Regions from separate parts of the Mus musculus genome. Here all the other regions are linked to region 4. Evidence: chromatin loops called from intact Hi-C (ENCODE). Cell type or tissue: left cerebral cortex. All regions are shown on one strand. Each heading gives the region's core, and the rest is flanking DNA. Links, peaks and the distances in the headings are about the cores only.

Evidence for each region. Hi-C counts contacts between places; a loop is a spot of excess contacts. Peaks named below come from ENCODE experiments on the same cell type or tissue, not always from the same donor. Only the 100,000 strongest peaks of a DNase experiment are listed, where the experiment ranks them.
Region 1: a loop joins it to region 4, with 2.2 times the contacts of the local background. A loop is called at or near these places in 27 of 42 quality-filtered maps.
Region 2: it touches region 4 in a loop (3-fold over the local background); 10 of 42 quality-filtered maps call a loop at or near these places.
Region 3: a loop joins it to region 4, with 4 times the contacts of the local background. A loop is called at or near these places in 6 of 42 quality-filtered maps.
Region 5: a loop joins it to region 4, with 2.3 times the contacts of the local background. A loop is called at or near these places in 9 of 42 quality-filtered maps.
Region 6: a loop joins it to region 4, with 7 times the contacts of the local background. A loop is called at or near these places in 21 of 42 quality-filtered maps.

Annotation. Positions count from the first base shown.
Region 1 is chr9:70,311,293-70,316,328 of GRCm38, forward strand. All of the region lies in intron 4 of Myo1e (myosin IE), which reads left to right. Among named protein-coding and RNA genes, the nearest start is that of Gm40531, 15 kb to the left of the region's middle. In left cerebral cortex, for the core only: CTCF peaks have their summits at 2,928 (motif pointing left) and 4,332; DNase peaks (open chromatin) are centred at 2,936 and 4,305; H3K27ac peaks cover 659 bases.
Region 2 is chr9:70,258,178-70,263,213 of GRCm38, forward strand. All of the region lies in intron 1 of Myo1e (myosin IE), which reads left to right. Among named protein-coding and RNA genes, the nearest start is that of Gm26849, 18 kb to the left of the region's middle. In left cerebral cortex, for the core only: no CTCF peak of the experiment used is centred there; DNase peaks (open chromatin) are centred at 2,276 and 3,671.
Region 3 is chr9:70,136,465-70,141,500 of GRCm38, forward strand. It overlaps Fam81a (family with sequence similarity 81, member A), which reads right to left. Exons shown (of 9, transcript NM_029784.2): 1 at 4,849-5,036. Among named protein-coding and RNA genes, the nearest start is that of Fam81a, 2.6 kb to the right of the region's middle. In left cerebral cortex, for the core only: no CTCF peak of the experiment used is centred there; DNase peaks (open chromatin) are centred at 2,270, 3,027, 3,444, 4,029 and 1 more place; H3K4me3 peaks cover 1,899 bases; H3K27ac peaks cover 1,320 bases.
Region 4 is chr9:70,205,745-70,210,780 of GRCm38, forward strand. Myo1e (myosin IE) reads left to right here and starts at 1,606. Exons shown (of 28, transcript NM_181072.3): 1 at 1,606-1,959. The coding sequence starts at 1,957. All of the region lies in intron 1 of Gm26849 (a long non-coding RNA gene), which reads right to left. In left cerebral cortex, for the core only: a CTCF peak has its summit at 2,481; DNase peaks (open chromatin) are centred at 1,537, 2,563, 3,128 and 4,386; H3K4me3 peaks cover 2,409 bases; H3K27ac peaks cover 1,210 bases.
Region 5 is chr9:70,288,202-70,293,237 of GRCm38, forward strand. The region is part of intron 2 of Myo1e (myosin IE); the gene reads left to right. It overlaps Gm40531 (a long non-coding RNA gene), which reads right to left. Exons shown (of 3, transcript XR_870895.3): 3 at 3,552-5,036. Among named protein-coding and RNA genes, the nearest start is that of Gm40531, 8.0 kb to the right of the region's middle. In left cerebral cortex, for the core only: no CTCF peak of the experiment used is centred there; a DNase peak (open chromatin) is centred at 2,834.
Region 6 is chr9:70,390,005-70,395,040 of GRCm38, forward strand. The region is part of intron 26 of Myo1e (myosin IE); the gene reads left to right. Among named protein-coding and RNA genes, the nearest start is that of Mir5626, 13 kb to the right of the region's middle. In left cerebral cortex, for the core only: a CTCF peak has its summit at 2,760 (motif pointing left); DNase peaks (open chromatin) are centred at 1,854 and 2,717.

The DNA of each region.
Region 1 (5,036 bases), core at 607-4,606, 110 kb after region 4:
TCAGCCCTGTAGTGTTGGAGACAAAACACATGCATGGTTAACCGCTTCACCTTACCTTTCCTAAAACACAGACGGACACAAAATACACCTCCCTGGCATTCATCCAGTGAGCTGCAGGGAAGCAGCAGCTATGGAGGAACGGCACGGAGGGATTTTGGAGACCCACTATGGAGAGCATCTCTCCCAGCGGTCAGGATGACCGAATGAGCAATGTGAAGGCAGAAATGCTTTCACACTTGCTGGGGTAACTTAAGGGAACTGGAAGCATTGTTGCTTTGTAAGCGAGGAACGGCCTGACTCACAAAACCGTGGCAGTCCCCTGAGTCCAATTATTATCACAACATTATAAAAGGCTAAAGTGTTGATTTCTACAGCTAACATGCAAGCGCTGTGTTGTTTGGAGCGGTATTTCCTGTGAGGTCTGTCTCGTCTTTGATTTTGAATTGTCAGGCTGATCCCCAGTCGACTGGGAACAAACGGGGGGTCCTAGTTAAGAGTTCCCAGTCCGAGCCCTGAGGGTCAGAGAAGAATCGGGAACATGATGATTATGGAACACTCTGGGGGTTCTGCTAGGTCGTCAGAGTGAGTTGAGGGTTGCTGATCAGTTTTCTTGTTTTTGTTTTTGGGTTTTATTTTTAAGATTTATTTATTATTTTATGTGAGTACACTGTAGCTGTCTTCAGACACACCAAAGAGGGTGTGGGGCCCAATTACACATGATTGTGAGCCCCCATGTAGTTGCTGGGAATTGAACTCCTCGTGACCTCTGGAAGAGCAGTCAGTGCTCTTAACTGCTGAACCATCTCTCCAGTCCTCTTCTTAATTTTTTCTTTTCTTTTTTCTTTTTAACAATTGTACCCATCTATTGTGCACCTGTGTGTGTGCACACGTGTGCCTCGGCAAATGTGTGGAGGTCAGAAGACAAATTGCAGGAGTCAGAGCACTGGGAATCAAATCTTTGGCGTGTGTGCGGGCTAGTTTTATGTCAGCTTGATATGAGCTAGAGTCATTTGAGGAAAGGGAACCTCAGTTGAGAAATTGCCTTCATAAGACTAGGCTGCAAGCATGACTATAGGGCATTTTCATAATTAGTGATTGATGTGGGAGGGCCTGACCCATTGAGGATGCTGCCATCCCTGGGCAGGTGGTCCTGGACTCTGTAAGAAAGCAGGCTGAGCAAGCCACAGAGAGCAAGTCAGTACGCAGCACTCCTCCATGGTCTCTGCATCAGCTCCTGCCTCCAGGTTCCTGTCCAGTTCCAGTTCCTGTCCTCTCTTCCTTCAGTGATGAACAACCATGTGAAATCACTAAACCCTTTCCTCCCCAAATTGCTTTTGGTCACGGTGTTTATCACAGCACTAGCAACCCTAACTAGGACAGCATGTGAGGCGAGCACTCTCCTACTGAGCTACATCTCTAGCATTTGGTTGGTTTGTTGGTTTGTTTGGTTTTTGAGACAAAGTCTTATTATATATCCCAGACTCTCAGAGAATTGGACCCTCCTGCAGCAGGCCCAGGGCTGGGATTACAGGAACGCACCAACATTCCTGGATGAGCTTTTGTTGTTTTCCGACCTTTCTCCCTGGAAGTCAAGCAAAACGATGGAATTAGGCAAGGTTGTCAGTGAACACAGGCAAAGCCTATTGCAATGGCTGCTGTGAGCTGCAGAGTGAGCAGCGATGGAGGTAGTGTGCTGTAGAATGTCTGATGTCTTCATAGACTTTTCAGTTTAGATAGGGCTTTCCCTTTCCAAGCAGGCCAGTACAGATATGGTTAGATATACTGTAAGCTTCAATAATTATGGAAGATTCCATTATTGTGCCATTATTTTAAGCACATTACCGGCTGTGATCAATAAAATGTCCCTTTAAGTGGCTATAAACTGAAACCAAGAAACGAGCATTCAGATCAATGTTTAGCCAGAGCTAATTATTTTAAATTGCTTAGAAATCACAGCTCCTGAGAAAGTGGATGCCCTATTTTGGGGCCTGGCATATTTATTTTAATACATGAAAAGAGTTACTTGCTCTCTGTTACAATTCTGCTGTTTTGTTTCAAACAGTGATACAATGCTTGGTCAGGTCTGGGAGACAGTTCAGTCCTCCAAAATGCTTGGATCACCAGAACCTACAGGCTTGAAGGGGTGAACAACTCATTCAAATTGCCCTCTGATTTCTGAGTTCCACATGTTCACCATGGCATGAGTCCTACACCCCAGCCCCTGTGTAAAAATACTTTTTAGGAGACACAGTATTTAGTGCCTGGCCACACTATTAAACAAGGGCACTGTTGTGGGATAGACTTTTATTTTATAATTCTGCTAGGATTATTGTGTTTTTCTCTCTTGAGGCTTATTCTAAGTAATTATGAATACAGAAGTGCAAACTTAACAGAAGTCTGATTAGTCATGGTGATATATATATATATATATATATATATATATATATATAATTGAATAGTAAAATAATAAAATTGAGGAATATTCATCATCATTGTGGGGTGATTCTTCCTCTTGGAGGTGGGGGGGAAAGATGTTTTTAAAATATATAAAAATACATGGTTAATTGCCTGTCTCAAAGACAAAATTGTAAGGTCCAGGCATAGGGGTAAGCCCTCTGTAACCTTGGCACTGGGAGTGGGTAGGAGAAAGGCAGATCTCTTAGAGTGCAGGAGCCAGACGGTCTATCCAATCAGTCATAGGCCGTGGGTTCCGTTAGAGAGACCCTGTCTCAAAAAAAAAAAAGGTGGAAAATAATGGAAAAGACATTCTGACATCATCCTCTGGTTTACACACATGCACAAACCATAAAAATAAAATGTAGGCATTGAGAAAGTCATAGAAGCTTGAGAGTTGGCTCCATGGTTAAGAGTGTGTACTATTCTCACAAACCCAAGTTCAGTTCCCAGCCCTTGTAGCGGAATCTGATGCCCTCATCTGGCCACCATTGCCACTACACTTAAATGCACACACCCACACAACCATACCTATACATAGTTAAGAAAGGAAGAAGGAGAAGAAGGAGAAAAGAAGGAAGAAGAAAGAAGAAGAAGAAAGAAGGAGAAGGAGAAGAAGAAGGAGGAGGAGGAGGAAGAAGGATGGAAGGAATCACCTTAGGGCCAGCACTGGGTTTGTAGCTCATTAGTAGAGCAATTGCCTAGTATGCATGAAACTCAGGTTCAACACTCAGCACTGTAAAAAGCATAATGATAAATCACAGCAGAAGAGAAAAGAAACATTTATGTAGCAACCTCCTAACAAGTGTGTGCCAGTTATTTTGTCAACTAGCACAAGCCAGAGTCAGCTGGAAAGAGCACCCTCGACTATAAAGATGCTTCCCTCAGATTATCTGTAGGCATGCCTATGGGGCATTTTCTTGATTAATGATTGATGTGGGAGGGTCCAGCTCACTGAATGGTGCCACCCCTGGGCAGGTGGTTCTGGGATATATAAGAAAGCAAACTGAGCAAGCCCTGGAGAGCAAGCTGATAAGCAGCACTCCTCCATGATCTCTGCCGGAGCTCCTGCCTCCAGGCTCCTCTACATAATGACTTGTAAACCAAATAAAGTTTATCCTCCCTAAGTTGCTTTTTATCTTGACATTTTATCACAGCATCAGAGCAAACTAGGACCAAGTAATATCTTTTCCAGTTGTCCTGGCCTTTCTTTTTCTTATACTATTTTCACATTGTTACCAACCTGTTGTAGATACATTGTTGCTGTTGAGCCCTGGCTGCCTGGCTTGTAATTCTTTCATAATTATTTTAACTGTTTCTGTGATGTTATACTCTTTGGTTGTAACATTACACTTCCTTTTCCTAAAGTTCTTCAGTGTTTACATTGTTACAACTTAGTAAAGCAAGTCGTAAAATAGAGTGTTTGTAAGGCCAGCTACAGCTGGGGCAACTGGAAAGGAGATAGTTACCAGAGGAGCCCTGGAATCCAGGTGACAAGTCAGTGTCCCACTGACTCCTTCTATGCAGGAACCAACACTTAGCAGGCAGACTCTTGAAGGCTGCTTGTAAGTAGTCACAGCTGCTCTGATGATCGTGGCTGTTACACAATTGGCAACATTTGTTGACATCAACTAGACTGAGGTTCATAGAATGTTAAGATGTGGGCCTCCAATTCCTTGATCACCGAGAGCATGTGTCCTTTTATAGATGTGGGTTTCTTTAACAAACTTGATTCTGGCAACACCAAGGCGGCTCACAGAGAGAGGAGATTTCAGATGGGATCGAGCATGTTTTGAATTGAGGTCATTATGAATTCAGGGGGATTTTGAGGGAAGAATGGGGATTTTGGGAGAGCAGACTATTAACAAAAGGCTATTGCTGTACATTCAGGCCACCCAGCGGAAGGTAGTCTTTGTTTCTCAGGATGTGATTAATATTACCTCATCATTTAATTTTAGCATTCCTAAAATAAGGAAACTTGCATCACATCGAGGCAGAGGCGGAAGCCTGAGTGCCCGTTTTTGCATATGTATATTTATATTTATATATACTTATGTATATATATATTTACATAGGCATAAATAGACACACACACAAAAGTAACATAGCATGACAAAAAGTGTAAAAAATAATTATCTGAAACAAACAGCTCTCCCATTGTTGTCTTACCTTGATCAAAGGCTTTCTGTGTTTGGAACTGAACCCCAGGCCTCCAGCAGCTCTGGAAGCACCTTACCTCTGAGCTATACCCCCAAGTCCTTAAAAAAACCACATTTGCCTGAGGTGATGCTTCGTGTATGCCTATAATCCCAGTGCTGAGGCAGGAGGATTTTGAGCTCAAGGCCAGTCTTAACTCTGTAAGGAAACCCCCATCTTAACAATAAAAATCGAATTATAATTATGTTCTGCCTATAATTAGAATGGAATATGTCGGGTGAAATTACTTCATAGCCTCCATTTTTTTCTGTTGACAAAAATGTGTGTGGATGTCACTGGTCATTTCTGGACAATTCCATCCTTCTGATGTTTATAGTTTCCTAATTGTGCTTTCTGGGATTGGACAATTAGGAAACTCAACTCTC
Region 2 (5,036 bases), core at 414-4,413, 52 kb after region 4:
CCAAACTCTACAGGAGGAGGGTTGGCTGTGCCTGGGGAGGTCTCCCCTGTGCAGTGCACAGCAGCCTAAAGCTCAGCCAGGCACCTGTGGGCTCCTGGAGTTCTTTGCTGGGAAGATGCTTTGTGCTAGAGGAGGTTTGATTCTATTCTCTAAGTTTGGATTCATTTGGAGACCTCCTCGTCAGCTTGGCTCAGTTTCTTTGCCTCTGAACATTTCAATTTCCTGACCTGTAAATTGATATAGTTGAATAATGATATGACTTGCATCATGATCTCAACAAAAATAGGAAGAATGAACAACAAAAGGAATGAAAGTCCCCTCCCGCCCCCCCCCCCAACCTGGGATGGAGCCCAGGACCTCACAATCCATTCTTTATAAAAAGTATTAATATTTTGTGTATGTGAGTATATATGTATGAGTGTGTAAGAATGTATGTATGAGAGAGAGGGTGTGTGTCTCTATGTGTGTGCGTGCGCACATGTGCTCACACATGCAGGCATGAGTACCACTGTGCATATGGAGGTCAGGCCAGCTTTCAGGATCCTGCAACTCTCCTTCCACCTTGGTGAGGCAGCCCTCTCTTGTTTCTTGATTGGATGCTTCTGGTCATTCTCCTGTGTCCTTCCCCACCTCCCATCTTACCATAGGAGCACTCGGATGACATATGTGTACCGCTGTGGCTGGCTTTCTTTGTGTCGGGTCTGGAGATAGAGCATGGGTCGATAGGATTGTGTAGCAAGTGCTTGCCCCCTGAGCCATCTTGCCAGCCCCCACACATATTTCTAAGCTTTGGGAGTGTTGGGAGCCTAGCAGTTGATCCTTGGCTGTATCTGCTCAGGAAGCTGCAGAGGGCAGTCTCAGCAGAACCTACCAGAAAATTGCTCTAAAACCCAGGGTCATATCCATCTGGATGGAGGCAAATGTCACTGCTGATTCATTTTGTACCATCTAAATAGAAGAGAGCTGTTTCCCCCAACATCCCTTATGAAGGTTCTGTTGCGCCTCAGTGTTCTGAAGGGAAACTCTAGAACCAAGGCATTGTGCAGCCCTGGTCATCCCCAGCAGCCTTCACCCTAGTGTTCCAGGGAGGAGGAAAGGGACAGCAGTAACTCCTCTAGCCGCCCACCTGGGACGGGGCAGAAGGGCAAGTTCAAGGTCACACCCAGGCTTTAGTTTAAGCCTCTTCTCTTTGCCAGGTCTTGGAGGAATTGGGAATTTAGCCAAAACAAAGCTGCTTCAAATACCCAAGGAAAGTGTCTGTTACTGACTTAATATCCCAGCACCCAAGAGAAGCCTTCTTAATTACCCATCACAGCCTCGGAGTCCAGGAAGGAAGGGTTGCACGCACGCTTTCACCTAGACCTTCCAGTGATAAGATCCATGCTAAGCCAACCAGGGAATAAGGTCTTCTCAAAGAAGGCTAGCTTTCAGTACTGCCAGGAATAGGATGATTACTACCTGCTCCGGGAAGGCTGGGGTGCCATTTCCCGGGCAGGCAGACCTGAGAAAGTTAACTGGTGGCCATAAATTGCTGCATTACAGTTAATCTATTTACAGGTGCTTAGATGTAGATAAAAATGTCAGTGTCTGAATCTCTCCCTACCTCACACACTCGAGAGGATAGATACTTCTAGGGTGAGCAAACATGAGCTCGTGTGCAGTTAGCTAAGGAAGAGTTTAAGATAAAGTCCTGAGGATTGACAGGCCGGCCCTGCTAAATTTTGATTTAAAAAAAATAGATAGCTCCTTCTCCAAAGAAGCTGTTTTTCTCCCTCTGAAGCTGACCTTACTATGTAGGTACCTTCTTAGAGATGACCCTCGAGCCTCTTAGGAATGTCTGCCAGAATTCTTCAAAACCCATTTTCCAGACTGAGATGGGAAATTTGGTAATTTCCGGGTTTTTATTTTTAGCAATTTATTCTTAGTTACTCATATATGTGTGTGAGTGTGCACTCACTCATGGGCCCTGACACATTATTGCAGGTGCCCTTGAAAGCCAGAAGATGCCAGATCCCCTGGAGCTGGCTCAGGAGCCATCCAACATGGATGCTAAGAACCAAACTCAAGTCCTTTGGGAAGAGCAGCAAGTGCTCCTAACCTCAGAGCCACCTGGGAATTTCTTTTAAAATTAAAACATTGGAAGATTGCTGTCTGGAAGGTGCGCTCAGGTGTTTCACATCAGCAGAGCAGCACATGGTCGCCCGCCTTCCTTCAACTCCCCTTTCTAGCATTTGGGCCACTTCCAGGTTTCAAAGTGTGACAACATGGGGACTTCAGAGCCACTTCCTCTTATGACTAAACCCGTGAGTGTGGGAGCTGGGGAAGTGGGGAAGTGGAAGGGTGGATGGCGCCCAGAGAAGTTGGTGGTGAGTGTGGATGGTTCTGAGTTTGCACTGGGATCCTTGTTGGATTAGGCATCTGTGGCCTTCAGTGAGCACCAGGCAGGCAGTGTCTAGGGAACAGGAAACCCCTCTCCACCCACAGCCTTTGTCCAGGGACTGGTTAAGCCGGACACACCGGTTGATTTGCCTAGAAGGCATTCAGGAGGACTAAAGAGGCCAGGATATTTAACACTGGACGCTTTTCCTGATGTTGCCTTCCTTAGCAAGTGGCTAATTGGTCTCTAGAAAAACTGCTGTTTTAGTGCTCAGTACGAAGATCTTACGTTACATTACAGCTTTCCAGGTTCCAGGCAGGATATTTAAAACCCCCTGTGGTCAGAGGAAGATGTTATATCTCACATCAAATGTCACCGTTGTTTGCAGCTGGGCATTGAAGTTTTGGAAGAAAACTGTTAGAGTAAGAAAAAAAAGTTTGTTAGAGAAAATTTAGTCAGCTTGATTTAAATGGAATGAATGAAGAAAAAAAGCCACAGGAATTAGGGAGAGCGCTCTCTAAACAGGGTCATCAAGTTAGGGTTTACCTGTCTGGGAAGATCACTGGTGTGTGTGTAGACTCGCAACTTCTCAGCTTACGTGGCAACCCAGAGTACTATTTCACAGCTTGGTGTGAATTACGTCTGTATTCTCTTTCCTGACTAAGTCACTAGCTCCTTGCGGTGTTTTTATATTGTGAAAGAATTGAATCTCGTGTTAACAAACCACAATGGGACTGTAAATGCGGATTTAAGTAATTAATTTGTGAACATCTGTGTCTTAAAACAAACAAACAAACCGAAAAACAAAACCTTATATCCCCAGGGCCTATTAGAGTATCCAGCACAAGTTTGATGCCTGGGTTAAAGGACGGGTTATTTGAATGGGTAGGAAAACCAGGCTGTGGTTAATGGGAAAGATTGAAAGAGCGTGCACAGCCGTCATTAAAGAATGCTGCCGTGCCATTGCTGTTTGTGTTTTTGAGTCCTGAGGAATTTGAGGTAGCAGTTCCCTGTGGGAACGTGAGTGGCTGGAATACACACCTGGGGAGAGAACTTTCTAGTATGGCTTAGGGACAAGTGTTGGCCCCCTTGTTGGCTCTTGCTTTATTCTCATCCCCGGATCCCCACGTGACTTTAAGCAACCCATTTCCAGAAGGCTTCTTCCACCTCCACATTTTAAATAGGTAGGTGTTGAAAGGCTTGGTAGCTGAGGCAGAGAGGAACTGGGTGGAGGAAGGGTGGACTTCCAATGAATGACTAGCTATCTACTGCCATGCATGTAACAGCTTTGCATATTGTCTGAGCTGATTTCCTCTCAGTCTTTGGACAGTGCTGTCTGGCATTAAGACACAGCTTGAGTCATAGCTCTGGTTTTCAGCTTCTAAAGCGTCTTGTTCCCGCCCTGTGGAGGTGGAAGACAGCCTTGCAGATGAACAGCATATCTCTCGGTCCAGCATCCTTGCCCTCCCTGGGACCCAGCAGTCTGTGAGGAAATCAGCTACCATGGCACCGGGAAGCCCAGATAAATGGTACTTAGCCCTTGTCTGTCTGCACAATTCTGGGCCTAGGAGGAATGCATTCCTCCAAAACGGGAACCAACTGGTTTTAAGTTTTAATCTTATTAAAAGCCAGTAAATCTTTAAGGTATAGGAAATTTATGTAGCCTCCAAGTATCTCCCCATACGTACACTTGTCAGTGACAACAGAAAAAAAGTTCTAAATTATTCCTCAAGAAAACAGGCTTGGACATAGACAGGTTCATAGGATGAACACTGTTAGTACCCCCTAATGTTACATGATGCCCTGAGAAGGACACCCATTTGCTTGTCTAGAATTCCAGCCCAAATCACAAGAACTGAATCTAATTATGAGCAAACATCAGACAAACCAAACAGGGAGGGGAATTCTCTAAAATAATTGGCTTGAATTCTTTTAAAAATGTCAACAATCATAAAAGACAAAGGAAAGCTGTTACAAATGAAAGGAGATGAAAGAGGTCTGACAATGAAATGTAACGCATTACTAATCCGGAACTAGGGGCAGAAAGACCGCTGGGAGAGACACCATTAGTACCATTAGTGTCTCTGGAGAGGCACAAAAGAAATTGCATCTGTGTTTCTTCCTGACCTTCTGTTATAAGAAAGCACCCTATTTAGGAGGGTATATATTGTAGGTAAGGATCAGGGGTCATAATGTGTCCGTCCTCTTTTTATATTTTTGAGCTGGGAGCTTAGCCTTTAAAGGTTAAGTCATCTCTTTGAGCCCCAGTCCCCTTCCTAAATGCTTCTGGAGGAATCCTGGCAGAGAGTGGGAAGAAGAAAGCAGGGTTGCAAATGGATGGAGTGTAAGGAGTTTTTAATGTATTTTTTTGTAACTTTTTGTAGCTAAAAATTGTATCAAAACAAAACCCCTATATCTTCTTTATCCTGCCTTTAAAAACCAACAAGGAGGGAAAAGGAGGGAGGGAGGGAGGGAGGGAGGGAGGGAGGGAGGGAGGGAGGGAGGAAGGAAGGGAGGGAGGGAGGGAGGACTGGCCAGCTATCTTTACTGTCCTGGGATGCATCCATCTACAACCAGAGAGAAGAGATCTCCATTCCCTTGTTGTCCTGCAACCCCCTCCCAAGTCCAGTCAACCCAGCTGGTGGCTGCTGATCCATTT
Region 3 (5,036 bases), core at 680-4,679, 69 kb before region 4:
CAGTATTTTTTTAAGTCCCTTTAAAAGAAGGAAATATATGCTTAAGTATTGGGGACAGTACAGGTACACTGCCTCCCTGTTGCTCTGACATGGTACAGGAGCGTGTGTCTATACACACATATCCACAAATAGATGCAAAGAGAGAGTGGGAGAAAGTGCCAGAAAGATAAAACAAGTGTGGATGAAAGTTAATATTTATAGAATGCGGCTGAAAGAGAGATCAGAACTTTTCAGCTTATTGTTGAAGCATTTCCGTATATTTGAATCAGTTTAAGATTTAAAAAAAATTAAAAGGGGAAGGAGATTGTTAGAAAAGCAGAGTGATAAAACAACCATGTCAGGGTCCTGAGCCAGGCAGAAGTGGGAGCACACACTGGGCCTGCAGGCCAGGCAGAGGTGAGAGCACACACTGGGCTTGCAGGCCAGGCAGAGGTGGAAGAGCACCCTGCCAGCCAGAGCTCCTGTCTCAGCTTTGCCTTGAGTTATCCTGCGTTCCCTCTACATCAACCTCTCCATCCACAAAGCAAGAACAAGAAGTATTGGCCTCACAGAGATGGAGAGAACATGGGCTCCACTGGGGCACAGGAAGGTAGGCTCTTACTTTACCCCGAAGCTTGGATGGAAAAAAAGAGAAGGCCGGGGGGGGGGGGGAGAAGACAGGGGGAAAAATAACAACTTCAGAACCCTCACAGCTAGGGGCCAGCAAGAAAGGCACCAAGCTGGGCATGATGACAGACAGACAGAGGCACAGAAGGGCAGCAGGGCATTGATCAAGGAGAAGGGCACAGGGAAGGCTCAGTTCTGCAGCCAAGACCCCTCCAGGGGAACTGTGAGGAAGCAGGTTCCACAGAGAGATAAAGGAAGCGTTCAGTCAAAGGAGAAAACTTACTGAGCTCAACAGAACAGCTGATCCCACTTTAACGCTGCCGGCTCTGCCCTCCCCACGAAATAGTCAATGGCTCCCTGTGGCTATTTCAATTGAGTTTAAGTTCATTTAAAATCCACATAAATTGGAAACTCAGTTCAAGCCAGGTGTGGTAGCACATGCCTATAATCTCAAGCCTTTAAGAAGCTGAGGCAGGAGGATTATGAGTTCAAGCACAGCTCAACAATAAGAAAATAAAAATAAAACTTCAGGTCCTTGGTCACATTAGTCCCAGTCCGTGAGCTCCGTAACCACACAGTAGCAAGTACCATGACTCCCTTCACTAGAGAAGGTTCTAGTGAGCAGAATGGAAACTCTAGCACCATTTCTTACAGAAAAGATGACTTGACTGTATGGCAGAATGAGGGTGGGGCAGAGGAAAGAGGCAGCAAAGAAAGTCAAAAGGACAATGACAAACTGACAAATGAATGTGTTCCCAATCCGGGGCACGCAGGACTAGAGTAAGGGAAGGAGACTGTAGAATGGGTTTAGACTAGACTTAGGACAGACACAGAGACATCCCCGAATTCCAGACCAACACAATAAGGTCATGGAGAGATAGAGAAGGAATACTTGGAGACTCGCAGGAGGGCACAGCTGGATTTACAGAGGTGGAGGCCCAGCATCTTATCCATCAAAGGCCATTTTCTAAAAGGGAACCTGGCGTTTAAGGGATAGAAAGCCATGGCACAGAGCAAAGTGGATGCGAGTTAGTGACGAGTACAATTCTTCTACATGAAAGCCAGCCTTCATGAAATTAGAGCCAGCATCAATTTAGAACAAAACCAGTCCAAAGGTCTTTGTGACTTTCTCCTGGATAACTTGGCAGGCGAGGAGAAGAAAACACGATGAGAGTGATTTTGAGACTAGAGCCTGGAATATAAGAAGTCCAAGTCTGCACACAGTGGCTCACACCTTTGAGCTAAGCATTCTAGAGGCAGAAGCCATCAGATCTCTGGATATGAGGATACCCTGGTCTACATAGTAAGGCTCTGACTCCCCACCTCCCCGTCCCCCACACCCACCCCCCGAAAATCAACATGTCAAAACCTGTCAAGACAAAACATTGTGTTTTTCAGAGGTCACATGTGCTGATGGGAGATGTGGAGATGTAGAGCCCTGAAGATGGGCTGAGGCATTACAATGACGCGGGTGAAAGAGCTGGAGTCTTCCGTGATGGTTAAAGCCAGGCACAGTAGGTGGAAAGATTCAGTGATGTGGGAAGGTTCTTAAAGGTCAATTTTAGAGGTTGAAAGAAAATGCAGGCAGAGCCATAAGGGTCAAGGCAGAGCCATGGGGAGGGGTCAAAGGCGGAGCCACAGAGGTCAAAGCGGAGGCACTGCCAGTCCATTGAGTGGGAGAGCGGCAGCCTAAACCCAAAATCCCTAGCAAAGCTGGCAGAGCAGAGAATGAAGCCAGCTGCTCCTGAGTTCGTTGTTTATGACTTTTTCTGAGCCTCAAGTGAAGTAGTTTCCCTGCCTGAGTGAGCAACAGTCACCAGACAGGCTATTTTCTCCCCCTCCTCCCTCCTCTGTTTTTTTTCTAGACAAACAAACAAATAAACAAAAAAGAAATTAAAAAAAAAAAGTTGTGTGTGTGTCCCAGCACACACTGCCACTTAGAAGAGTCATTCTGTTCTTATACTGTGCTCAGATTCTGAACCTCTGGCTTGGGTTGTCCATCTTGGTGACAGGTGCCTTTCTCTGCTGAGCCATTTTGCTAACCTAAGCCTTGTTTTTTTGTTTGTTTGTTTGCTTGTTTTATAGAAAGGGTTTTGTTTGTTTGCTTGTTTTTGGATTTTTAAGGTCCTACAACACCCTAATGATTCCATCTTGATATTTGAGAGACTAAATAAACCCTGTCTTTTTCAAAATGTGCAGAGCAATTCTGAAGGGCCACCAGGTCTGGCAAGTACCAAACCAGGAACACAGGAATGAGGGTCTTGAGAAGACAGTATCACATTCTAAGAGTTAATACGTTGGAGGTGGCACTAAAGAATATGGGCAAGGTCATCCTGGTTCTCAGAAGAGGTGTTGTGAAGGAGGCTGTGCTCACACCCTGGCAGAGGGGAGAAGGGGGGTGGGGAGAGACAGGCTCGGAGACAGGAAATGAAAATACAGGAGTGGGCTGCAGGATACATGAGAGGAGACACGGTGGGTTAGCAGCCAGCACGGGTAGGAGAATGAGTCCTTTGCCAACGAAGGATCTAAGGTCCAGGACTTGTGGGTCTTTAAAGGGGTTGTAGGCTCACAGGCAGAATTCTTGAGCAATGAGGACTTTTGTATCTGTATGCTAATGCGATTTCTAATATGTAAACCATTAAAGATTTCTAAGCCCTCAGGTAGCTGAGCTGGCAAAAGCTTACTAACTGGAAACTTGGCTTCCCAGCTCACAGTTTTACAGAGAGAGTCAGATTTCCATGGATATCAAGAGTGTCCTTGGAACACAACGTCAGAGGCATCTCAACAGTCCAGTGATGGGAGTCATGGGGACCTGTTGTGGCCCCTTGGAGGAAAGGGAAGTTTATGGATGAAAAATGGCCTCTGTGTCATTTTTAGTTCCAGCCAGTGCTAAAATTAGAAAAAATACCACAGCCTGTAAGTCACCTCTACACACACACACACACACACACACACACACACACACACAAGCCAAGGTAGATACAATGTGCATTTCTTAATAAAGAACGTATTTACTCTCAGAAAGCTAATTCGTTAATTTTTTAATTACATTTATTCGTTTAGCTCCTGTGCCTTGTGTGGGTGTGGAGGTCAGAGAACAAGTTGTGGGGGTTGGATGATTCTCTCCTTTCACAATGTGGGTTCCAGAGATCAAACCCAGGTCCTCAAGTTTAATGGCAAAGACCTTTACCCCACCCCCACCCCCCACCGAGCCATCTTGCTAGCCCCCTAACCCCAAATCTCCAAAGAACAATGCAAATGTCTGGCCCTAGTTCTAAGTGATTCCCTCTGTAGATCCAAACCAGTTCAACATTATTTCTGTGAAATAACCTCTTAACAGCATACACAGACTTTAAGCTGAGTGCACGCATGCGCATGTCACACACACACACACACACACACACACACACACACACACACACACACAGCTTCTGCACATTGAAGAAATGACTCACTTAATTTGCCACTGCCTGCCACTACTGGGTTTTGATTTTACCTGTTCAGACACAAAGTTTCCTATCAGATCAACTACAGGAAAGAAGTATTTGGCAGCTTGGACCCTGATTGGGTTCAGGACTTAAGTGCACCGAAGGGATTTTAATCTATGCATTTTAAGGAGCCTTTCCGGACCCCAGACTGTTCCCTCCATAAAATGGTAACATTTCTTGCTACTTTGGGAGCCAGCTCATTGGAAACCCCTTGCGGAATAAATATGGTTAAGTCTTGCATCCCCAGAGGGTCCCTTCCTCAGCTCACAGTACCAGCAAAACAGCCTTGTGCTGCAACTGGAAAGAACCAGAGCCCTTCCTTTCAAAGGATGAAAACCAGAGAATCCGCGGGAGCAATGTGGCTAACCCACCCAAGGTCACTCAGCTCCAACTGTGAATGATAGACTTGCCCCTAGTCCTGGCAAACTCTGCACACCCTTGGCTCTCCTCAAACAGTCCCTCGGGGGCCTCTTCTGTCTGCTAGCTTGCAGCCCCCGCGAAGATGCAATGCCACTTGCGCTCTGCGCCTAACTTCAGCCCTGCGCGTCAGCATTCAGTTAACCCTCTCGCGTCCAGAGTGTCACGCGGGGCACACGAGGCTTCATCCCTCACCCCCTCTCCCCAGCACTATCCCATGCCTATCCATGGAGTGGTTGCTCCAAGGTCACATCGACGGTCCCTGCGGAAGCACCCGCCGCTTGAGTCTAGAGGATGCCCGGACATGTGGGGAGGGGAGACACCTCTGAAGACTCACCCGCGCGCGGATCTGGCGCGCCGAGGCTGCCCATGTCGTCGCCGGCGCTCTGGGTGCGGTGGCCGCGAGCGCGGGGCTTTGCGGGGCGAACCCGGCTGCGGGCCCGCGCTCCAATCAGCGCGCGCGCGGCCCGGCCCGGGGTTCGCGGCTCCCCCACCCTGGAAGGGCGCGAGCCGCCGCGCGCCTCC
Region 4 (5,036 bases), core at 473-4,472:
CAGTTCCCACAAGTCGTCCTCTGAACTGCATCTGCGCACATGCTCAGAGGCGTGTGTGTGCCTCTCCCTCCTTTAAAAAATTGATGTAATTCAGAAGATTCTTACTCTAAAACGCACAATTCAGCGGTTTTGGGTATAGTCAGCTTTACTACCAACATCAGTACCTAGGGGACATCCTTGGACCACTCCCCACAAGACAAAGCCCCTTTGTTCCATCAGCTGTCCCTCTACACACCACACCTGTCCCGAGCAGCCAACCAAGATCTACTACTCTCTGCAGCATTTCCTACCCACCACTGTAACACACGGAATTGTTCCTCCTGAACTTTGACCTCAACCTCTTTCACATAATTAGGTTTCCTGGGTCCTTCTCTGTTGCAGGGTGTATCAGCATTCGCTCCTTTTCCTGGTTTGGCCATAGTCCTCTGAAGGTATGCACCACATTAAAACAAAGAGCAAAACTCGTCCTAGCCAAGATGATTTGATTTTTTACTATCCGTTGCAACTCTAGGATCCTAGGTTCACGTGAATGGGGACGACCGAATCTCAAGATTTTCTGTGCTCTTTTCTTCCTGAACTCTTCTTCCTCAGATCCTGGGAGCGCAGCCCCGCAGAGGCCCTGCGAGTTTACTTCCTCAGTCTTCCCTTTCACCAGGAGTCAGACTCCCTAATACTGTTTTAGGAATCCCCGTTCCCCTCTCTCCTAGGCTACCTGGCTTCCTGAAACCGGACACCGCGAGGACCAAGGTCTCTGTCTCTCTCTTTTCTTCTTCTTCTTCTTCTTCTTCTTCTTCTTCTTCTTCTTCTTCTTCTTCTTCTTCTTCTTCTTCTTCTTCTTCTTCTTCTTCTTCTTCTCCTTCTCCTTCTCCTTCTCCTTCTCCTTCTCCTTCTCCTTCTCCTTCTCCTTCTCCTTCTCCTTCTCCTTCTCCTTCTCCTTCTCCTTCTCCTTCTCCTTCTCCTTCTCCTTCTCCTTCCTCCTCTCTCTCTCTCTCTCTCTCTCTCTCTCTCTCTCTCTCTCTCTCTCTCTCCCTCTCTCTCTCTCTCTCTCTCTCTCCCCCCCCTCCCTCCCTCCCTTCCTCTCCCTTCCCAAGGAAATTAATTCAGGTACAAAAGACGGGTGGAGGAAGTATTTTCGACTTCCCTCACAATCCAGAAAGAAAAAAAAAAGAGAGAAAGAGAGAAAGAGAGAGAGAAGAAAAGAAAAAGGATTTCCTTTGAGCTGCGACTTTGTGATCTTTTAAGCAGTTAAAAATATTTCTTTAAAAAAAAGAATCTAGGAAAATCATGCGACTTGTGAGTGGGAGCTAAGTCGATGCTAAGTTTCTCCGTAAAGAGAAGCGACAGGAGCGCGGTTTCCTAACCTCCCCAAGTGTTTTCATCCCTTCGGTTTGGGGGTGGCTCCCTGGGGACGGCTAGGACAGCGGCGCGCTCTGCGGGGTAGCGAGGCCGCAGGACTACAGGATCCAGAGGCCTTTGTAAACTCTTGTAGTTCACGCTTGTTGGCTACCTCGGCTTCCCTGAGGAGTGACGCTGCGAAAACAAATTCTGATTGGTCAGGCCTGTGCTGAATTCTCCATTTATGGACAGATTGCCCGGCCCGAGCCCAGCCTGAGCCAGAGAAGAGTTCGGATTAAGTGTTAAGAGAAAGCGGGTCCAGGCAAAGCAGTTGGACAAGCAATCCCGCAGAGCGCATCAGGGTGCATCTCTAGACAGTTGGGGATCGCCAGGTCTGAGTGTGCACCGGGTCTGCTAAGTTTTGCCTTCACCTAGCGTTTCGGATCCCGCCTGGATGGAGTCCCTCTTGGATTTCCATTGGCTCCTGTGAGTGCTTGGGTGTCGGGAGCTTGTTTTTTGGCGAAGGGAACCAACTTTTGAAGTTCGCCCAGGAGACCGCGTTCCAGCCTCAGTGCCTAGGCAGCGGGACCCGGCGGAGGCGCGACCGCGGCGGGAGTCACCATGGTGAGTTGGCTGCGCCGCGTCCCAGGACGCCTGACCCTGGGATGGGGCAGGAAGCCCCGGAGCGGGCACCTACCTTGGGCAAGCTGCCCAGGCCAGGGGGTGGAGAAGGTGGACGCGGGAGTGTGCACTTCTGGAGCGCTGATTTCCTGCTGTTTGCTGTAAACCGGGTCTTAAACGGGAAGAGGGAGAGAGGAGGGACAAGAAAAACTCTCTGGAGTGACTTTCTGCGCCGCGAAAGTTTTGGTGCCAATGTTGTTGTGGCTGCCAGCTGTCTGAAGCTTGAGAGTGGGCACGTCTGTTTTCACCGGCACAGCCGTGGGACCGGAGACTTTTTTCTCCTCTAGAGAAGGTGAGGGGCACGCCTGTGTCCCTCGGGTCCTCTCCCCTGGGCAGGCACTGGCGTGAGCTCCCTGGCAGGCTGATCCCGCAGTTGTTCTCCTGGCATTGGGGAGGACCTAGGCAGCCCCGCCTGCGCTGGTGATGGGCCGAGCGCTGCACAAAGGCAGGCAGGGGCGCCAGGTACTGCGGAGCACCTGGCGGTGGCCCGGGCTGCAGGGACTCTGACGACAGCGCGCAGCGGCAGCCAAACTGGCCGGGAGCCCAGGCCTGTAGGGTCCCTGTGTAGGGTAAACACCTCCTGAGGAGGGCCCCACCCGGTCCCCAGCTCGAGAGGACCGCCACCCTCTCGGAGATCGTTCCTGGTTTTGTTCTTTCCCACTTGGTACTTGGGGGAGTGTCTGGGTTGGACAGCCTCTCTGTAACTCATTTGAGACTAAGTCCCCAGCCCAGCCACCCTCCTCTCTCAATCCCAAATAACCTTAGCCACATCCCCTGGGCTTTGCCGTGGTGTGGCTTTCCTACTGAAGGACAAAAACAAAGATTGAATTTTAGAGACATTGCCAGCCACCCGGACCGAAAGGGGGGGGACTTTAAAAACTTAAAAAAAAAACTTTTAAAAGGTTTTAGAAGGCTTCAAAGTTTCCACACTTGCTTCGTGGTGGAGGAGCTTGTCCTCCTGGCTTTCTCATTGTTTACTGGCGGTGAGGGTGAAGCTTACTAAAAAAGATGCCTAGCATAGCGCTGGCTTGAGAAATCTGTATCCCAGATCCCCAGCGCCAAGCATCCGCAGCGCACGCCCGGGTAGAACCCACATTCAGTTCACAAACAGTCCTTGCCCCCCCGCGCTGTTTATTCAAAAGAATGATTTTAAAAACAAACGAAACCTTTAAAGGGCATCCTGGCCCCAAGCTTTTACTTTCCACATAGTTCAAAATTATGTCACCTTTGCCCCTGAGAGAGAATACTTCATTTATAAATAAGCTTCCCCCGCCAGTTTCGAGGTTTCAGAAGTCAGTCCACCCTCATGGTGTGCCTCATGGGTGGAGTTTCTCCAGCCTCTGACCGCTTGAACTTGAACAGTGATAGTCCTGGTGCCTAAGAATTGCTGTAATTACTTTCCGTGGTTCAATATTTCTAAAAAAAACCCAAAATCAATGTGTTTATGGCCAAGGACTTAAAGAATTTTACTGTATGTAATTGCTTAAGTGCTACCTTGAGAAAAATCCTTTGTTAAACTCACTTTTTTTTGGCTGCGTAGACCCTAAATTAGCCTGTGATGCCCTTTCCAGAGACGTGGGAAAACACGCTCAATTTGGCTCCTTGCAGTTGGGGTAGTTTATTTGGTCCATCAGATGTGGAGGTGTGTCTTAGAGTCCCTTTCTTGGTTGATTTATCAGGGTAGACAGGGTGTAGTCACCTCCTCCTGGGTTCCCTGCCAACAGCACAGATGGGCATGTTGTGGGCCACTAGGAGGCTATCTGTGCATCAGATATGGTTGCCCGGGCCACAATTTACTGCCCGGAAAAGTTGAAACAGCTGGCTATCCTTAAATAGATGTGCCATGGACAGAAAGAACTCTAGTATCTAGAGTCATTTGGACAAAGTTAAAGGAAATGTGTTTCTTCCATGACTTGGAAGTTTGAGTGGGCTTATCAGCTGTGTGAAGTCACCTTAGAACAGGTACCCACAACTCAGATAGTCCTGTGAGAATGCTCAATGTTTCTGTAAGAAGTCTCTCGCTGAATGGAACTTCTGTGTTATGCATCTGTCTGGGCCTGCCCAGTTGAATCCTTCAGCTGTTTAAGGACAGGAAGGGATGGGCCATTACCCTCGGTGGGTGTGGCCAAGAATTAGCACAGAGCACAGGCCCTTGGCCAGGCTGGAGGAAGAACACCTGCACTGTGAACTCTCTGTGTGCTTGTGCGATGGTTGCTCTTGATTGGCAAGCTAATAGGATTTAGAATCATCACAGAACAAAACCTTTGGGCATAGCTGAGAGTTTCTAGCTTAGATTTGTAGAGGCTGCAAGACCCACAGGGTGGCACCGTTCCTGGGGCTGGGCTTGACTACAAAGGAAACTGGGAGCTGAGTTCCAGCAGTTGTCTCTCCCTGCTTCCTGCTTGCTGGAACAGCGGCGTGATGGCTGCCTCTGGTGTTGGCTGCCTCTGGTATTGGCCGCCATGCCTCTTCCCCCTTGATCAGATTGTATCCCCTTCATCCTCTCAGACAAGCCCTTCCACCAGTTCCTTTTGTCAGGGATGTTTGTCACAATAGAAAAAGTAACTAATTGTGTGTGTGTGTGTGTGTGTGTGTGTGACACACACACACACAGAGAGGGGGGGAGAGGGAGAGAGAGAGGGAGAGAGAAGAGAGAGAGAGAGAGAGAGAGAGAGAGAGAGAGAGAGATTGGGGAGGAGCGTTTCAGGAAGGTCTGGGAGCATATTATTAGACTCTTCATCTATACCAACTGACTTACTCAGCTGTGACTCACGATGAAAATTGCCACTTCATATTTATGAACACAATTGTATCGTTCACTTCTCCTTCATATTCATTAACTACGGAATACTAGATCATCTTGGAAAACCCAGAATATATTACCAGGCCATAGTTATTACCTTTTCAGTTAGGAGGCTTGAAGAGGTGAGTGTGTGTGTGTAACTCTGTATGTACATCATTATAAATGAAGAAATGTTGTTTAGAAGAGTGCAGAAATGCCCTGTTGGCTAAAACTTCCG
Region 5 (5,036 bases), core at 700-4,699, 83 kb after region 4:
CTGGATGGCCTGGAACTCGATGTGTAGACCAGGCTGGACCTGCTTCTGCCTCCCGAGTGCTTGGATTAAAAGCTTACACCATCATGCCCAAGCAAGTTGTTTTATTTTTATTTTCTAATTATGTAATGGTGTGCCTGTGTACATGAGTGCCCATTAGTGGGCACACAGGAGCCTAAGAGGGTCAGAACTTTGGTCCTCTGCAAGAGCAATACAAGCTCTTAACCACTGAGCCATCTCTCTAGATCCTAGAAATATTTGGGGGATATGATGGGATGTTTTGATGTATGTGGACATTATCGAATAATTAAATAAGGGTATTTAACATGACTGTTACCTCCCATACTTGGATATGTGGTATAACCAGTTAAGAATCTCTGATCAATTTTGACATGCATACTTTTTCTGTATAGTCTAGCCAGAGAATCATCTACAGTAGTCTTTTTTTTCCTTTTTGGTTCTTTGAGTGAGTTAGTTTATAAAGCATGTAACAAGCAAAAGTAGAAAATTGAATAGCACGTGGCAGATAGAGAAAGGCAGCAGATGCATCATTAGCAAAGCATCGTTAGATCAGACAACTGGAGCGGCCTGGGTGAGGGAGCAATGACAACATCACCAAACTGAGAGTTAGCAGCAACTAGCAGCCTGGGGGAGACCACACGGAGGCAGACTACTGGAGTTCCCAACTGAGAGAGACACCGTGGAGCAGATCATCCCCTAGGGTGGGATTTCCAAGTTAAGAACAACAGTAAATAGTAACAGAACGATAATATCAAACTGGGGAGCTTACAGACCTCCAACAAACCAACTGGGGAAGTTACAGTGTCAGCCTGGAGTTTCTTTTTTTTTAAAGATTTATTTATTTATTATATGTAAGTACACTGTAGCTATCTTCAGACACTTCAGAAGAGGGCGTCAGATCTCGTTACGGATGGTTGCGAGCCACCATGTGGTTGCTGGGATTTGAACTCCAGACCTTCAGAAGAGCAGTCGGGTGCTCTTACCCACTGAACCATCTCACCAGCCCCAGCCTGGAGTTTCTGATTGAATTTGCGCTCCGTGAATGAGCTTCTTGTGACTGAGTTTCCAGCCTTTTGTTTCTGTTGTCGACATTTTTACACTTTAGGATAAACAAAAATAAGGTTAGAAATAGTTTACTTTCTAGCAATTCTCAAGGATACAATCTTTTAATGCCCTTAGCTGCTTGCTGATCTCTGTCTGCCAAGCCCCTGACAGAGCCAGGGGTCCGCCTGACCCAGAACGGGCAGTTTTAGACATCCTTGGGTCTGAGGGGGAAGTGAGGACCTTCTTAGCTCAAATATCACATGGCAATTCGGCAATATAATGCACACTCTATTACATTTATTTGTTTGTTTGTTCGTTTGTTTGTTTTGAGACAATGTTTCTCTGTGTAGCCCTGGCTGACCTGAAACTCGCTCTGTAGACCAGGCTGGCCTCTGCCTCCTGAGTGCTGGGATAAGAGGCATGCACCACCACTGCCTGGCACAATATTACATTATTGTTAAGTTAGAGTGAACACCATCCTCTTGACTAGCAGTGGCCTGCGGTTTAGAGACAGATCCTGTCCACCATCATTTTTAAGCTGACGTTTCCCTGGGACCCTTGCACCACCTATCTGCTCTGCTCCCCTTTTGGTAACTGTATGGGAGCCATTGTGTGTACTTTCCGTTTCTCCTCTAGTCACAGGAACTGAAATCTGTTTGTTTCATCTCGATCTGGCACCATCCACAAATGTTATGTGTGTGACCCCATGGTACATGAAGACTCGTAGATTGTGGGTTGAGACTGCCTGGCTTCTACCAGCTGAGGTACATCCCAGCTCTAGAAACTGTTTTAAATGTAAGATTATAAGTTTGAGAAAGGTGGATTTTCCCTCTTGCCTGTTTGCTGTGTGTATTGTATGTGCACATATGTGTGCTAGTTAGTACATACCCCCATACATGTGTCTCTCTCTCTCTCTCTCTCTCTCTCTCTCTCCCTCTCTCTCTGTCTCTCTGTCACATTGAACCTGAAGCTCACTGATTTGGCTAGGCTGGTCAGTCAGGGAGCTCGTGACATGCACCCGTCTCTCCCTCCCCAGTGCTGGGGTTATAGGCATGTGCAGCCATGCCTGGCTTTAATGTGTACACTGGGGACTTGAACTCAGGTCATCTTGTTTTCACAACAAGCAATAGTAACCACTGAGCCATTTCCCTACCCAGTAAAAATGTGGGTTTGCTGAATAAGAGAAGGCAAAGATAATGATGGCTGTAGTTGCCTAAGGTTAGTCCAGCCTCAACCCAGACAGCTTGCTCCTCATTGGACTGTTTACTTAGGAGCTTCCTGCAGACAGGGGAAAAAAAATTGCAAGAGCCTTTTAAAGCAGTATATGACCATTTAACATGACTGATACAATGCAACTTCACAGAGGGAAGGACACTAACAGCAACAAAATCCTGCTGCCAGGAGGAGTTCCCATGGTCCTCTCAGCATATAGCTTTATTCCCCGAGCTTATACTCGCACATATGCGCTTTCTTGCTGGGTAACAATAGTGTATCAGCCTCCTCATGCAGTTTTTGCCTCCCCCCGCCCCGCACAGTTCTTGGCAAGAGATGCACCGTATTAAATGTTCCCTGAAAATCCATTGACTCTCAAGCCTTTTAAAATTCAGACAGCAAAATTTTTGTAATGACTCACCGGGCCAGGGGGTGAGGGTAGTGAATGCCTTTGAGTCAATAACTGACTAATGGTGTGTTCCTCCAAGGAAGCGAGCTGCTTGACCACTAATGACTTTCTGATTTAGACATCTCTACCCACTCGACAGAAAGGAGCTTTCTTTCGGCAGGTGGGAGGGAGTCACTTTCGGCTCAGAGGAGGCCTGGCAATGCTGATGGGTGTTTATGACGTGCTGCCATGTCTGCCTCCCGCTTTCTCTCTGCATAGTGATCACAGTCTCCATTACTGCTTAAGAGATAACCCATAGCATAGCATTCCTATAATAAAAGACGACTTCTTTCTTTGTTTCTTCTTTGTTAAGAATATATATATAATCACCTCCTGCCCATAATACCAGCACTGCTTTGTATTATAAGTCAGCATGAAGGGCAATCAGTGACTAATGCATGCAGGCCAAGCGCAGTTGCTTTGTTCTCCATTAGGAAACAAAACCCACTTAGAACATGCTGACATTGTCCAACCAATAAAGCCTGCATTTTTGAGCTATTTATCCCCAAAGAAGGAAGGATGAGTTTGCCATCCATTCATGGAGACGGCTGCCACCCTGCTTACAATGACTTTCTAAAGTGTGTGAGGGAGGAAAGTTCTGGAATTTACAAAGAAAGGAGCTGCAGCAGCACTCTGTTGTCTGTCTGTCCATCCGTCCAGTCTAGCTGCTTGGCTGAGAGGAATTCCCGTGTGAAGCTTTTCACACTCATCTGCTCCAACTGTCTCTAGACTTCTTTTCCTCAAAGGCCACTCTCAGATGTGTTTGGCATTTTTAATCCTTCAGTTAGGAGCTCAGGCTGTCCTGCCAGAGCAGCAGTTGCCAGAGGCAGTGTGTCCTTAGTTGTTCAGAGAGATGCTTGGCTCTAGGCAGACAGGTCACAGGGAGTGGACAGCACGCTGGGTGAGACATTAGTCTTGTGACTGGAGCCAAGAGCTTGAGTTCTGGCTCAGACCGTCCCCAAATATATGGCTTTGGACAGTGGCCCCACCTCCTTCACTTTTCCGTAATATATGCAGTAAGGTTGGCTTATTGCTGCATGCTGTCATCGCATTCAATAGTACAATGCATGCTCTTAGCTTTGCCTGACATTCAACACAACATGGACTGGCCATGTGTCTCAGTTGGGAGACTAGCCCAGCTATGCTGCCCTAGCATGCCTGAAACTCTGGGTTCGATCCCTACCACCACAAAAGCCAAGTACTGCATCCGTAAGAGATGGAGTCAGAAAGATCAGCCCTTCAACAGCATCCTCAGCTACACTGGAACTTTTAGGTCAGCCAGGGATACAGGAAAACCTGTCGCAGAAAATACTCAACAGTGGGCCGGAGAGATGGCTCGGTAGTTAGAAATGTTTGTTGCTCTTCAAGAGGACCAGAGTTTCCAGCACCTACATTAGGGGACTCACTCACAACTGCTTTTGACTCCAGCTCTGGGGAATCTAATGCCCTCTTCTGGCCTTCACAGACACCCTACTACATGCACACAAGCACACATACACATAAGTAAAAGCAAATCTTTAAAAATAAGAAATAAGTACATTTTTTAAGTACATTCCCTTTACATTCCAAAAAAGATGATTTTACACTACATGTACCAAAAGGAAATTGTCTAAATCCAAAGCCCCTTATACCCGATGAACTGAACTTGATTTGTTAAATTCATTATTATTGTTAGAGGAGGAACACAAAGGCCCAGCAGTCAGAGGACAGCTTTCAGGAGTTGACTCTCTCCTGCCACCTTTACGTGGGTTACCCGGATGAAACCCCGGTCATTAGGCGTGGACCCACTGAGTCATCTCCAACAGCCCTGAATTGAGCCTCATGAAAAATTCACTGTGTTGTTCTTTTGATTTCCCATGTCATTTGTGCTGCAGGTTAGTGAGCATTCACAGAAGCCTGAGCAAACATCTGGGAACCAGTCAGTTACAGATCTGCCTGGTTCTTCTCGTTGTCTAGGAAATGAGATGCCCCTCCCCCGCCCTCCTTTTATTTGGTATCATAGCTTCATCTCTACCTGCAGTTTGAAAATTATTCTTAAGCCACACCTTCACTGTGGAAGATTATGAGTGTGGGGATAATGGCCCTGCCAGTGTCCCCAGGAGCACTCCTGAATTATGTATCAGCTGTGGGAGGCAGTGCCAAGGGACTTCCCAGGATCTCTGTCCCCACCTGGCCCTGAGCCCTCTGGGTATTAGCTGAGGTCTCCCAAGACCCGGCCAGATAGAAAAGGTGAAATTGTTTAGATACACAGTCAAGCAACTGACTTTGTTTCCTTGGAATAACTTACTTCCTGTTGGTTCTCATGCCGGTAAAT
Region 6 (5,036 bases), core at 561-4,560, 180 kb after region 4:
GAACATGGTGTATCTGAGCTGGAAGGACTGGGCATGAGTCCGGTTCAGCCGGTGGCTCCTTTCGCTTTTACTCATCAACTATCTCCTTCAGCACGCTTATTGGACAGCTCATGACTGTCACTTAACGTGTGTGCTTTGGTGTCTTCGTATGTATAATGGGGAGAATAAGATGCCAATAACTGAGAACTGGCAAGATGACTCAGCAGGGAAGGCTATTTGTTATCAACTATTAGGACCTATGTCTGATCTCTAAGGACCCTCATGGTAAGAAAGAACAGACCCTCCCTCCCCAAAGGCATCCCCTGACCTCCATATAAGAGCCCTGGTAAGCATTACACACACATCAGCAAGTTAATTAAACTTTTAAAAATTAAAATTAATTAATTAATTAATTAAACTTTTAAAAATGGATAAACCAATTTTGGGTGTGAAAACCTAACACTGGTACAGGGATGAGACATTGATCTCAGTGCCTGCACTCTGGTCTTTTCTAGCCAATAATGTAGGATTCACCCTGCAAGGCAAATTCTCAGCCTGCAACCCGGATGTGCTGTGCATGGCTCCGTGGTCTCTCAGGAAGCATGAATCGCATTCTTCGATACAGTGAGGTTATGCTTGGGTGTGATGCCCTGCCCAAAAGAGAGAGAAGTTAAATAGATTTGTTAGGTTATGGGACAAAAAGCACACTATGCAGTTCGCCTGAACTAAAGCCCATCAGATCCAAACAGGAAAGTTGAGCTTCACTGTACAGAAGTTCCATGAGATGGCTGAGCAGATCAGAGCCCTCCCTGAGAGCCTGAGTTCGAATCCCAGTACCATCCGAAATTCCATTTCCAGAGGATCCTAATGCCTTCTTCTGACCTTCAGAGGCATCAGGCACACACACACACACACACACACACACACACAGTACATAGATACATATGCAGACAAAACACCCATACATATAACATTAAGTATTTTTTTTATTACATATAAAGGCAGCAAATAGATGCCCCAGCAGGTAAATGTGCTTGCTGCAATGCCTGATGACCTGGCTTCGGTTCCCAGGACCGCCATGGAGGAATAAGAAAACCAATCCCAGCAAACTGCCCTCTGACCCTCACAAATGCCTGGGCTGGTATCTCCCTCAAAACACTCACACAGAATGCAAAAATTTTCCATTAAGAAAATTACATGTAATCAGATACCAGATTTGTTTGATAGTGTGTAGTTTTATAGCTACATACTAACATATGTGTCTGCAGAGATACGGCAGGTCCACAGATAAAGTAACTTGGACTGTTGACATATCAGCAGGGTTGCAACTTTATTATGAAACTGACATTCTCGGTGTTGTCTCCATTGTCCCAGTGAAGGCTCTGTCTTTATAACACAGTTCTCAATCCTCGAGTGTGTGTGTGTGTGTGTGTGTGTGTGTGTGTGTGTGTGTTGCTGGGGGTGGGGGGTGGGGTGGATATTAGAAATACAAACAACACAAAATAGCAGAGGGGCCAAAATTACCCAAAATTGCACAGACAGTTCAAAACAAATGGAGGGACAGCCTGCTGGTTTTTTTTTTTATTTGATATCTGGATCCAGATGTATTATGTCCATCTCAGTCTGGCCTTGAGCTCACGGAGATGAGATTGTCCTGCCTCAGCCTCCCCAAGTGCTAGAATTACAGGTGTATGCTGTCGAGCCCGGCTCAGAAAAGCATTTTCCAATTTTCATTTTTATCTTTTCATGTGTAAAGATATTTTGCCTGGAGGTGTGTCTGTGCATCGTGTATGTGCCTAGTGTTCTCAAAAGCCAGAAAAAAAGCAGAACTAGCATTACAGTTGTGAGTCACTATGTGGGTGCTGGGAACCAAATCAGGGTTCTCTGCAGGAACAGCGAGTGCTCTTAACTGCTGAGTCATCTCTCCAGCCTAGGAAAGCATTTTCCATGAGGGTGAATTCAGGAAGGGTCTGGTCTCCTGAGCAGCAGGGAGTAATAAAACTAAACAAAAATGCCTAAATTGCAACAGTTGCCAGTTCCTGGGGTTAAATGGCTTCCTTTTTTGTCAACTTGACACAAGCTAGGGTTATCTGGGAAGACAGACCTCAACTGAGAAATTGCTGCTATCAGATTTTCCTTGGAGGCAAGCCTGTGGAGCATTTCCTTACGGACTGATGTCGGCAGGCAGTATACTCCTAGGTGGGTGGGTCCTGAATTGTATGAGAAAGCCAAGTGAGCGAGCTGGTAAGCAGTATTCTTCCATGGTCTTCGCTTGGGTCTTGCCTTGAGTTCCTGCCCTGACTTCCCTTTGTAATAAAGCACAGCCAGAGCAACTTGCTTCTGTCAGTGTTTCATGGCAGCAACGGGCAGCAAACTAGGATACATAGTAAATATACACACCATAGCCAGGTCAGGCTGAGCCACCAGCATGGCTACTCAGAAAGTGTGTGGGACTGGGGAGGGGGACAGAAGGGGACGGGGTGGGGGATGGGATGGGATGAAGCTTGCTTATTTCGTTTGCTAATTTAATTGTAAGTTGGTAAGATTTGGCTTTTAATGACTGTTTCACAAGTCGTTGACACAGTTCCTGAAAGTCTCTGCCATCCGCTCTGCTGAGGACGGAGCCAGCTCTGCTCAGTGGCCCTTCTGCACTGAGTTGGCAGTCACTCTGGCTGGGAGTGGTACCTAAACGACCTCATTAATCAATTTCTGGCAGTGTGTTGAAAGCCATTAGTTCTCCATATTTATTACACAGGATCGCCACCTAGTGACACTAGAGATCGGCTGGGTTCTGGAGGCTTGGGGGCTCTTTCTAGCCTAGCCTGGGTAATGGCAGTTGTGTTGTGACTGGCTGTGCTCTGTGATGCTTCCAGGTCCCTAGACTGCTAAACCCAGGCGTCAGTCAGCTCTTCATCTGCATAGATTCCTTACTGCACACTGAATTCAAGTATAGACCCTGTCTTAAAACCGTAATGAACAATAAAAGAGAGGCAGGTGTTTGAGCAGTTCCCCTGCTTCTTGGGACACGTTCAGCAGCTCCCAGCATACAAGGCCTGGGCCTTTCCAAGGTTCAACTATGCATTGTATAACCCTTGCCCTACCAACTGATTCAAGAGAAGCTTTATGGAGATAGAATCAATCCATTTGAAATGCCCAGTATTATAATTTTAGTGTATTGACAAAGTTGTGCACAATGGCCATAATCTAATTTTAGAATTCTTCCCTCCTCATAAAACCTTCCGACACACAAGGCATAACTTTAATCCCAGCCCTCTGGAGGCAAGTGGATCGAGGCTAGCCTTGTCTACAGAATGAGTTTCAGGGCAGCCAGGGATACATACACACATGAAAAAAAGAAAGAAAGAAAGAAAGAAAGAAAGGAAGAAAGAAAGAAAGAAAGAAAGAAAGAAAGAAAGAAAGAGAAAGAGAGAGAGAAAGAGGAAAAAAAGAAACTTTCCCCTCAACACTGTCCCACCTCACTAACAATCTACGTATCTATGTTGGCTGGTTATAGACATTTTATTTATAAAAACTCATTTATTATTAAGTATTATACTCATGTTATTAATGTGATCATTTTCTTAATTTCATTTTCTTTTTAGTTACACTTACTTATCAGTGTAGTGCATGGAGGGACCACAGCACATGTGTGGCAGTTAGAGAACACCTTTAGGGAATCCGTTCTCTCTTTTTACCATGTGGTGTGGGTCCTGAAGACTAAACTCAGGGCATTAGGCCTCGTGGCAAAGCACCTTCCCCCGCTGAGTCATCTCGCTCACCTCAGTCTCAGCTTTGAGTTTATCTTTGCTAATACTTGGACATAGAACCGATGGTGTGTGACTTTGATGTTGTTTGTTTGTTTGTTTGAAGTTGGTTATTTGAGACAATGTCTCATATAGCCCAGGCTGGCCGAGCCTTAAACTCACTATGTAGCCAAAGATGACCTTGAACTTCTGATCTTCCTGCCTCTACCTCCCCAGTGTTTTATTATGGATGATGGCCATGCACCACTTGGTTTATGCAGTGCTGGGACTTGAGCCCCAGATTTTATACATGCCAGGCATGTGCTCAGTCTACTGAGCCATACTATACCTCGAGCTCCCTAGGTACTGATGATCTTCTATCATCTTGTTGAGCTCCGTTGTGAGCAGCTTTCTAGTGTGTTCCTTGCGTGTGTCCAGGCATGGCTGTTGTCTCATCTTTCACTTCTCTGCACTCTGAACACCACTGATTGTGCTGACTTAGCAGCTGTGGCTCCGAGCCTCCAGCACAGCGCTGTGCAGGCATGGTGAAGGCACACAGCCTTGTTTGCTGCCTCATCTAGTGAGCAGGGGTCCTTACTTCAGCCAGAGCTCACGAAGCAAGGTATCAGTATGGACCAAATGCATCCCGAGCAAGTTCTTCTCGGAGAAGGGAGATGTCTAGTAGATGCTGGGTAGGAAATGATGTCACTGTAATAATCCATGAGTTAGTCAGTCTGTCATCAGCAAAAGTGTTTCTCATGATGGCCTGGGATGCTGCTTTCCAAAGGGCTTGGGACAGAGACAAGTTTCAGGGGCCTTGCCCCAGCCCAGCATCCAGTACCCACCCCATCCACCTGCCACCTGATACAGCCAGTTCATCACACCTGGTGCACATCTGTCTGTCTGTCGCCATAGGATCTCAGCAAGTACAAGGCTGTGTGGCCTCTGGCGAACATAGCTCAAAATGGAGTGATGAGTCTTTAAGTAAAGGTGGAGATAAGGCTGCCCCTCTACTCTCGGCCCTTGGAGATGTCAGTAAGCATGGCCAGACCTGAGAGCCCGCCCTTCCCATGTGGGTCCTTACCTCACACCCTTCTATTTTTTAATTACATTTATTTATTTATTTATTAGTGTGTTGCATAGGTATGCCCATGCCATGGCACACGTGGAGGTCAAAGGACAATTTTTGAGAGTCATTTCTCTCCTTCCACCAGGTAGGGTTTGGGAATCAGACTCAGGCTGTCAGGCTTGGCAGCAAGTGCCTTCTTCCCATGGAGTCATCTTACTGCACCACCAACCCCAAGGTCCTTTAGA